Linked DNA regions of Homo sapiens: region 2 is linked to region 1. The links are chromatin contacts, found by Hi-C or POLR2A ChIA-PET in ENCODE. All regions are on one chromosome and are shown on one strand. Each heading gives the region's core, a stretch centred on a gene start or an enhancer-like site at or near the end of the contact. The rest is flanking DNA. Distances are from core to core; before and after follow the strand shown.

What was found. Hi-C counts contacts between places; a loop is a spot of excess contacts on that map. ChIA-PET counts read pairs that join two places held with the same protein, here RNA polymerase II (POLR2A). Pooled maps may share reads with other maps.
Region 2: a map of OCI-LY7 shows a loop between it and region 1 (4-fold over the local background). The contact joins the promoter of CHD1L here to the enhancer-like site in region 1. A Hi-C loop is called at or near these places in 1 of 168 maps with a recorded cell type or tissue (OCI-LY7) and 7 of 50 pooled maps. POLR2A ChIA-PET finds 5 or more read pairs at or near these places in 3 of 52 experiments (OCI-LY7, Panc1 and activated B cell).

What each region holds. Positions count from the first base shown.
Region 1 is chr1:147,044,451-147,049,568 of GRCh38, forward strand. No RefSeq gene overlaps it. Among named protein-coding and RNA genes, the nearest start is that of TRH-GTG1-2, 26 kb to the right of the region's middle. Within about 2 kb of position 2,246, at least 3 of the 41 ENCODE cell types and tissues checked have a DNase peak (open chromatin) inside an H3K27ac peak, as active enhancers do; they include OCI-LY7, where a contact is called at or near this core.
Region 2 is chr1:147,240,502-147,245,619 of GRCh38, forward strand. It overlaps CHD1L (chromodomain helicase DNA binding protein 1 like), which reads left to right and starts at 2,183. Exons shown (of 23, transcript NM_004284.6): 1 at 2,183-2,329. The coding sequence starts at 2,203. RefSeq lists a silencer at 2,015-2,634.

The sequences.
Region 1 (5,118 bases), core at 996-3,495:
GTTTCATAGCTCTTATGTCTTCAGGATCAACCAGTTGCATTTGCAGGTCCTAGAAGTCAAAAAATAAGTGTGGATGTGAAAATAGTAATAAAAGGATTATTCAGCAGAGGGGAGCATGGGAACAAATGTTCTTGAAATATTCTGCCTATACTTTCAAGTGGGATATGGATAATCACTGGCCAAGGGAGTCAATGTGTGCAAATATTGTCTGAAGAGGCCCTACAAGTATTCTGAGCTGTGAACATTTCCAGTGGTCTTTAAAAAGTTTTGAAAGACCTTTATGAGATCTTCTTTCCATATCAGCAGCCTGCACCTGCAGCTCTTCTTCCTGCACAGCCATCATGGACTGTAGAGCAGAAAGTTCCATCTGTGAAAAGAGGAAACAATGTCTGCCATGTTTACATTTTAACACTGAGGCAAATGCTTTTGCATATCATATCACTATCAGCCAGTAATGCAAAAGAAAACGAGAACATGAATAGGGCTCTACAGCATCAAATCAATAATCCATGCAGTATGGTAACAAAGGATGTTTTATGGGAAGATGTCATAGTTGTTCTTAATGATGTCTTCCACTTTAGCTGGCACTATGAAACACATCAAATTTGTTTAACAAGCTTATTATGATACTGAAAAAGAATGGTCACCATTAGCAGAAGCAAGAAGAGATGAAGTTTTTATGTATTTCACCTAACAAATGAAAACAATGATAGCATTAGGATATCTCCATTTTGCAACCCTTAATGAATTAATGGATAAGGCATCAAACAGCAACAGCTGCTAACATCACAAGAGATCACCAAACATTACATGCCTCCTGATGGAAGAACACGCCACCACCTATGAAGAAATATTGCCAAAAGCTGGCACTACATGCCCTAAACTTTCAGTGTTCTCACCAGAAAATGACAAGTACTTGGTTATGACAAAGTTCATTAAAAATCATGATAATAGGCAGGGCGCGGTGGCTCATGCCTGTAATGCCAGCACTTTGGGAGACTGAGGTGGGCAGATCACGAGGTCAGGAGTTCGAGACCAACCTGACCAACATGGTGAAACCCATCTCTACTAAAAATACAAAAATTAGCCAGGTGTGTTGGTGTGTGTCTGTAATCCTAGCTACTCAGGAGGCTGAGGCAAGAGAATCACTTGAACCCGGGAGGCAGAGGTTGCAGTGAGCCAAGATCACGCCACTGCACTCCAGCCTGGCAACAGAGCAAGACTCCGTCTCAAAAAAAAAAAAATCTTGATAATAACCATAGCTGCTAACACTTACTATGCCCCGGGTGCTCTAATAAATGTTTTGTGTATATTTAATCCTTTTAACAAACCTAGTGATCTGGCTCCTGCCTACTTTTCCTACTTTGATATCTGCCATTTTACTGCTCACTCATGACTGTAGGCACACTAGACTTTTTCTGTTCCAGGAACACCAGACTTTCTCTTGACTCGGCCTTTACAACTACTACTCCCTTTGCCTGAAATATCTTTCCCAGGGCTGCCTCCTTTTCATCCTCAGGTCCCAGCTTACATGTCGTCTGCTCAGAGAAGCCTTCTTTGGCCACCCTATTTAAGATGGTCTCCATCCATGTTGCTTTCTACCATTTCCCTCATATCACTTACTATACTCTATAATTATAATGTTTATTTATTGTCTGTATCTCCCCAGGAGAAATTAACTACATACAGCCAGAGACCTTACTGATTTCATTCACTACCTCATCCCCAGCACTAGCCCAAGCTTAGAGAAGGTCCCCATATAGCTAATGAATGAATGAGTGAATCCTCACAAAAATCCTATGAGATAACTACTCTTTGATTTATACATAAGGTGATTTCTTCTACTCTTCAATTTACAGACAAGGTGATTGAGTCTGAGGGAAATTAAGGAGCTTGTTCAAAAATCACAGGGCTGGCTAGTAAGTGGTAAATCCAGAATGTGAACTCAGGGAAGCTGACACAGAGCCACTAGGCTATAATGTCTTTCCTGTAGATACCATATATCCATACAATCTTTATGGTAAGGACAAATTATTTTAAATAAACCCTTTAAAGGAATTTAGCAATAGCTAAATATCACTCACTCAAAATATCTATTCATAGGCATTACAATTTCATGATCCTGAAAACAGGACAGAATCAAAAAGTAACATTACTCTGGATTTGATAAATGTGAGAAACACAGGAAGAGGATGTGGAAACTAAAATATCTGATATGAATACTCAGATAACGGCTAAGGTAGAACCACAAAAAGGAAGGGAGACTAGGGGATTTTTAAAACTGGTATTTCTTAAATGCCACACATTCTCATATCCTGAAAACTAATTGAGTTGAAAAACATGAGTCTGTTAGTAAGCAGAAATATGGTAATGAAATCAAAAGATAAAATATGATAATTCCATCACAAATAGAAACACAGGTTTTATATTACAGATCTAGCTATGGCAAAAGGTAAAAAAAAAAAACTAAGAGCTATTTGGACTAGCTAGCTAAACTGAGTTTAGGAAGCCATGACACTGACTGATCTTCTAAAAGAGATGCCAACATAGTAACAAATAAGCTTTTAGTTTCAGTCTGTAACTCTGCGCTGTGGTCCTAGTATTTCTTCAACATCATAGTTGAATATGCAACTAGCTGTGGAGGAAAGGCAGGGGGAAGGGAATCTCTAAGGCTGAAAGGCCTCTTCTAAAAAAATTGATGAGAACTCTATGCTAGAGCGAGTTAAAGCATAAGGTGGGAAAAATGTGCTCTAGGAAATGAATCTTCTTAGGAAGTATGTGAAGTCACAAAAGGCTTGAGTTTGAATCATAACTCTGGCATTTATTAGTTACCTGACTATTTTCCACTCCCATTTTAAAAGAGAAATCAGTGTTTCAACTTCTTCGTCTATAATAATTGGGCCGACACCACTTACTTTGTGTAGAGTTGTGAGCATTAGTGCTAATTTAAATACCTAGCACAGTACATTGCACATGAGTACTCAATAAACATTGATTATACTCAAATTTCTCGTTTCATGTTTCTAAAACTGATTTCATGGGTCTAATGTCATAACTCTAAGCAGCAATCACACAACACTTCCTTTTTTCACTAGTGCTTTACAATTATTATTATTATTATTATTATCTTGGAGGCGGAGTTTTGCTCTTGTTGCCCAGGCTGGAGTGTGATGGCACGATCTCAGCTCACTGCAACCTCCACCTCCCAGGTTCAAGCGATTCTCCTGCCTGAGGCTCCCAAGTAGCTGGGATTACAGGTACCCGCCACTACACCTGGCTAATTTTTGTATTTTTAGTAGAGACGGGGTTTCGTCATATTGGCCAGGCTGGTCTTGAACTTCTGACCTCAAGTGATCCGCCCACCTCGGCCTCCCAAAGTGCTGGGATTACAGGCATGAGCCACTGCACCCGGCCCTTACAATTATTTTATTCCAGTTAGCAATGGGGAGAGAGGGTTACGTTTTTCCAGCACTTAATAAGTTTTAATGGTCCCAATCTAAAAACAGGAGCATCTTTTTGAGATAATGTATATATAAAATAACTTATCTCCAAAAAGAAAAAAGTCATACCTGGCATTTGGACTCAGATATTATACTTGGAGAATTATATGCTTTTAAATATAAACTATTTTGAAAGAAAAAATAATAGGGATTTAGAAATTAAGACTTGACTAGAAAACTCACCTGACTTTCTCTTTCTTTGTTAGCCATGAGTTCAAGTTCCACTTTGGCATTACTCAGTTCTTTGTCCAGCCCTACAACTGTGTCCAAGTCTCCTAAAATGAAAATATAGCACTAGTTTTCATTGTTATTAACATAATGTGATATTTGCTGCCTCCTTTGAGTAATTTATAGAGGACACATTCCAATAATAAGAAAAAAGAAAACATACACAGATTGTTCTTTGTAGCATTATTTATCATAGCAAAATACTGCAATCATCCTAGATGCTATAAAGAAAAGATTGAATAAACTATAGTATATTCACAGATGGCACTATATACTGCTGTAAAAAAAGAATAAGGATGATCTTTATGAACTTTTATGGACTGATTTTGAGATTCTAAGAATATGTTAAGTAAAACAAGCTATGTGCTTAAGAATACATCTAAGGTAGTAGGTTTTATATTAGGAAAAAGGGGAAATAAGAATATATATATATACATCACATATACACAGATGATTCATTTGCTTATTTTTGCAAAAAGATATACAGGAAGAATAACCCAGAAATGAAACTGATTACCTGAAGGAGATGAGTGGAAACAGGAGAGAAGGGATAGGGAAATATGGGACATCTGAGTATATTGTTTTATATACTGGAGTTTTGAACTGTGTAAATGTTTAATTTTTAAGTGTAAGTCAGCTTGACAATGAATGGGAGAGAAAATGTCTAGAATTGAATACTAATATAAATAAATAGAGCTATATAGCAAATAGATAATGAAACTACCCAGAAGATAATAAAAAAATTAATCCAAATAATTTTTGAACTCACTACTCTAACTGAACACTGTCAGTGCAAAATATCCTAAGGATAAAAAGAATTACAAAAAAATCTTAAATATTACTTAATACTTTATTGTTGATGGTGGTATTTATGTAGCAATTCTGAAACTACCTTTGCATACTATAGTATTCTGCAAATGTGTAAATATTTTGAAACATATTGATGCTATAAGTAACCAGGGCTCTCAAGGAGATACAAATATGAAATGAGGGAAAAAAGAACCTATATTGTTAAATTGGAATTACAGAAATCAGTATCAAATCTTCATTATGTATACAAATACGCACAAACATACTTAAAAATATTCATTGCTAGCTCTGTTCTCTTAAAAGGGCCTAGAAGCAAAAGGCATTCATGTAGCAATGAACACATCTTGTGTCCAGATCATAGTTTCTGAATGCCATTACCCACCAAAAGGAACCAGGGAGCTCTTTAAGATAATGGCTGATTCTGGGACTGAGGCAGGTAAAGCAAAAGGTAATCATAGAACATCTTATTGTGCCAGAAACTATCAAACTATGCTAAAAAAAAAAAACTAATGGGGATATGGCAAAGGCTCAGAGAAACAGCTTGATGAGGCTCCCACTGACCAAATATGGGTTAATTTGA
Region 2 (5,118 bases), core at 933-3,432, 200 kb after region 1:
GCCTGACACCCATAAAGGGTCTGTGCTGAGGAGGATTAGTAAAAGAGAAAGGAAGGCCTCTTTGCAGTTGAGATAAGAGGAAGGCATCTGTCTCCTGCTCATCCCTGGGCAATGGAATGTCTCGGTGTAAAACCCGATTGTATATTCCATTGACTGAGATAGGAGAAAACCACCTTAGGCCTGGAGGTGGGACATGTGGGCAGCAATACTGCTCTTTAAGGCATTGAGATGTTTATGTGTATGCACATCAAAAGCACAGGACTTTTTTCTTTACCTTGTTTATGATGCAGAGACATTTGTTCACATGTTTTCATGCTGACCGTCTCTCCACTATTACCCTATTGTCCTGCCACATCCCACTCTCTGAGAAATGCCCGATAATGATCAATAAATACTAAGGGAACTGAGGCTGGTGCCAGCGCAGGTCCTCTGTATGCTGAGCGCCGGTTCCCTGGGCCCACTTTTCTTTCTCTATACTTTGTCTCTGTGTCTCTTTTTTTTCTTAAGTCTCTCATTCCACCCGACGAGAAATACCCACAAGTGTGGAGGGGCAGGCCACCCCTTCACTACCTGATTTTTATTTATTGCTTGTCTCCTCCTTTTAAAATGTAAGATCCAGGAGATAAGTGGCCTCTATCTTCAGTACCATAGAGTGCTTGGCACATAGTATGTAATTCAGTCAGTGTCAGGCCTCTGAGCCCAAGCTAAGCCATCATATCCCCTGTGACCTGCACGTACACATCCAGATGGCTGGTTCCTGCCTTAACTGATGACATTCCACCACAAAAGAAGTTTAAATGGCCCGTCTTTGCCTTAAGTAATGACATTACCTTGTGAAAGTCCTTTTCCTGGTTCATCCTGGCTCAAAAAGCTCCCCTACCGAGCACCTTGTGACCTCTCACTCCTGCCCGCCACAGAACAAACCCCCTTTGACTGTAATTTTCCTTTACCTACCCAAATCTTATAAAACGACCCCACCCCTATCTCCCTTCGCTGACTCTTTTCGGACTCAGCCCACCTGCACCCAGGTGAAATAAACAGCTTTATTGCTCACACAAAGCCTGTTTGGTGGTCTCTTCACACGGACGCGCATGAAAGTCAGTATTTATGAATGACTCAAGACACAAAAATAGCTTCATAAAACAGTGCTTTGCTTGAGTTTTTATGAATAAACCAATCTGAAGTCATCCCTTTTCTAGCTCAGAACAAATTTCTCCCTTTTATTTTAGAGGAAGATGAGAATGGAGGGTACAAATTTAACATGAGTTTACTGAAGAAGGAAGCACCAAGATTAACCTAAATGAGAATACTATTCTAATGACATTAGCCAGAGAATAATATCGTTCCTGTTCCAGTACTGCCAATTACCATTACAAGTCCCAATATCTTCATTTACAATGTGGGGACAATTATAACACCTAATTATTGGTTATTGTGAAGGTTAAATAAGAAAATATACTTAAAGCCCTTAGGACACCACCCAGAACTTCATCAATAAATGCAGCTATTTTGTTATTATCATATTTATATTAGTGGTATACTACATCATAAATCCACTCAAAGCTGATGCTGAGTCACGGTGACCCCTAACTGAACACATTGCCTCAATCTGCTCCCCATAATGCACTTGAGATACCCACTGCCACAATGACGTCTTTGGTGATTTTAATTTACTACTATTCAGAGGTTCCCAATTTTGGCCTACAGGTCACAGGCAGTAAGAAAGGGATTTCAGGGACTAAATCAATTTATCACTAGGTAAACCGAACAAGAACAGTTTGATCTTATCGTGAATCACTGGAGGGCACGGAACAAGTCTTACTTCTAGAACCCCCAGGGCCCAGCGGAGTGTCTGACACATGATAGTCGATGTTGATTAAATAATAAATGAATGATGAACACATGCCACCTCCTTGACGGGCAGTTCAGGCAATCAGACGTCCTGTGCGTGATCAGACGCCTAGCGCTTCAGAAGCACGACTGGTGAGAACTGGGCAGCCCTTCCACGCTCCGCACTGCAAGAACTGCCTGTCCGGAAGGGTGACTGCACCAGCTCCGCTCCGGATATCTTGGCAGGACGCGCCCTCTGGCGGCGCCTCGCTCGTAGGTGGGCCCCAGCGCGCAGTCGCGCGCCCCCGCGCGTTGGGAAGTTGGGAGGGAGGTGCGCGCTTGGCCGCGCGGGGCGGGGCCTCTACCGGCCCGATGGAGCGCGCGGGCGCTACTAGCCGCGGGGGCCAAGCCCCTGGCTTCTTACTGCGGCTTCATACTGAGGGCCGAGCCGAGGCGGCGCGGGTGCAGGAGCAGGACTTACGGCAGTGGGGGCTGACAGGTGAGCGGGCTCCGGGCGGACTTCGGCCAGGCGGGCCAACCTATTGGGACTGCCTCTTGCGGGCCGGGGGCGCAGCGGGTGGGCCGCCCGGTGGGCAGTTTACCCGCTCGCGCCAGGGCCTTCCTTCGCTCCTGCCGTGGGCGGAGAGAAACTGCGCCCGGGCTTGGTGGCCACGGCCCCCGCCTGCGCGGCGCGCGGGGCCGGCGGACGCCAGATGAATGAGGTCGCGGGCCCGGTAGCCAGGCCTGGCCCCTGGCCTGTGGAGGGGAAACGTGGTGAGATCAGCGCCACCTGCAGGCCTCCGCTGAAGAGTTGGACGGCCTGGTGCACCAAGGATGTAGGTTTCCAGTTGCTGTTCCGGTGGGTTTGGGTCCCGGCCTGGGGAGTTTATTGGTTGCTTCTGTAAAACGATCAACTCATCTCCCAGCTTCAGCTTCTCCGTTTACTGTGCGCGCGCAGTTATTGGAGAATTCGCCACGGATTAATTCTCCGGATCGAGTTACGTGCGGTAGTGAGCGGACAAACTCAAGCAAAGCACTGTTTATGAAGCTATTTTTGTGTCTTGAGTCATTCATAAATACTGACTGAACCACGTACTATATGCCAACTTAGCTTGTCCGCTCACCACCGCACGTAACTCGATTTATTGACACTAGCCCTTACGGAGAGTCTGCAAAGCGCGAACCTTGCATGCCCCCCAGCCCTGCCGCTGCATGGCTGACCGTACTTCCTGCAGCTCCGAGACCCCGCTCTCCTCCTGGGTCTGCGCTGACTCGCCGCTGAACCGCCCCAGCCTCGTTTTCCTTACTTATAAGTTGGGAACGTAGTGTGTGCTTTGACTGTATTGACAGAATCATGCATCAGTAATAATACAGTCGTTTATTCATTACTTATTGAATGCTACTGGGAGCGTATTCTTAGGCATTGGCTACAAAGATGAGCAAAACAAATAGGGACCCTTCCTACCTAGAGTTTTAGACTAGTGAGAGTGCATTTAAAAGTATAAACTAATTTATTTAAGTGCTCAGTACCACGAAAGAGTAAGGTTTGTCATTCTAGGAATGAAACAAAAGGTGCAATTCTGTGTTCAGCTTAGAAGACTGAAAGATGAAGTTGAATGGAGAGGACGCTGACATGAAAGAGAAAGACCTCTCTCCTTGATTCCCTGAGTCTGTAAGAATGTGTGGCTGTAAGGAGTATGTATCCAGTTTTAAGTATGAGCTTGTAGACTGGTCTTTTTATGTTTGACTTTATCTTAACGAAAGTTTATGTTTGTGGGTTTGCCTATTTCCTTGCAAGTGTTGGGAATGGTTCTTTAAGAACTTGTGTGAGAGAGGGCTCAGAAAAGTGTGCCAGTTGATACTTAGCTGTGGATAATATGCCAGGAGAAACGTACATATGGGCAAGTGTTTTAGTGAAAATGAGGAGACAAGAGGTTGCAAGTTTGAGTGGATGGAATGGAGTGAGTAAATTCAGAATTAAGTAGGCAAATGTGGCAACTTGGATAAATTGGTAGTGGAGAAGGAAAATAGAAAAGCAGAGTCAAAGGAATGGCTACTGAATATTATAACTTGTAATTTCTATTTCTGTTTACCAGAATAAACTAGTGTTATGAGAAACTATTCTTCATGAGTTGGTTAAAAAAATTCTTACTACTTTTTTTTCGTTTGGTTACAGAAGTAGTACGTATTTTCAGTAAAACATTCAGGGAAATAGCCTATGCATAAAGAAAATAAATATTAATCTCCATAATCTCCTTACTGTTAACATGTTCTCTATCCTGTATAATTTCTTTTACTTTCTGGTGGAGGGGGAAGGTGAAAAATGGAGTTTCATGTACATTTTTTTGGGAAATCATAACTTTTTTTCCTTATCATTCAGTCTTCTTCAACATCATTCTTAATGGTTACAGTTTTTCAGTATATGGATGTACCATAGTTTAGACAGTCCCTCTTCTTGGTATTTAGGTTCTTTTTTTTGCTATTGTAAGTAACATAAATATCCTTGTAACCAAATATTTATTATAGGTATGGACGTTTAATTCCTGAAAGGTACCATTTCTAGAATAAAGAGTATGCAAAATTTTTGCTTATTTCTCTATACTCTCAGCAACACTGGTATTTTCTAATTTGAGAAGTTAATATGCTATCGTATTGTTTAATTTAATGTTTATTTGGTTACCAATATTGATGGACATTTGGATATTCATCTTTGGATCATGAAGTTACCTTAGGACCTTTTTGTTTCTGGAATATGCAGACCTATTACTTCTTGCTGTTTTGCTTGCTTTTTCACTACTTGTCATCTCCCTGACAGAAGGGCAAAAGAATCTACATCTGGAGGTTAAAAAGCTAAAGACTACCTTTCCCAGACCCCACTGTAGTTTGGTTGTAAACGTGACTTGGCTTTAGCCAGGCACGTGACTGGGAGATTTGGAAGGGGAAAGTGAGGGGAAGGACACAGAGGGGTTTGGATTTTCCGCTTCCCACTTAGCTACTACCTCATGGGTCTGTGGGAGGGTACAGAGCATTCATTTTGTTATCATGGATTGTGGCTGCGTTGATAGGTCCCTGGGGCTGACAGTACCGTGGCCTCCTGGTTGGTTCCTGGCTTCCAGGTCGTGGAGGTAGATACTTCCTTGGTGTGTCCATACTGTGGTGCTTGATTTAGCAGTTGTACCCAGAAGATCAGCCTAGATGTTACTCCTCCAGGCCTTTCGACAATTTTGTGGTGATCTAATTCCCTGTATTACATTCCTTTCTGCCTAACCTACCAAGGGTAATTTCTGG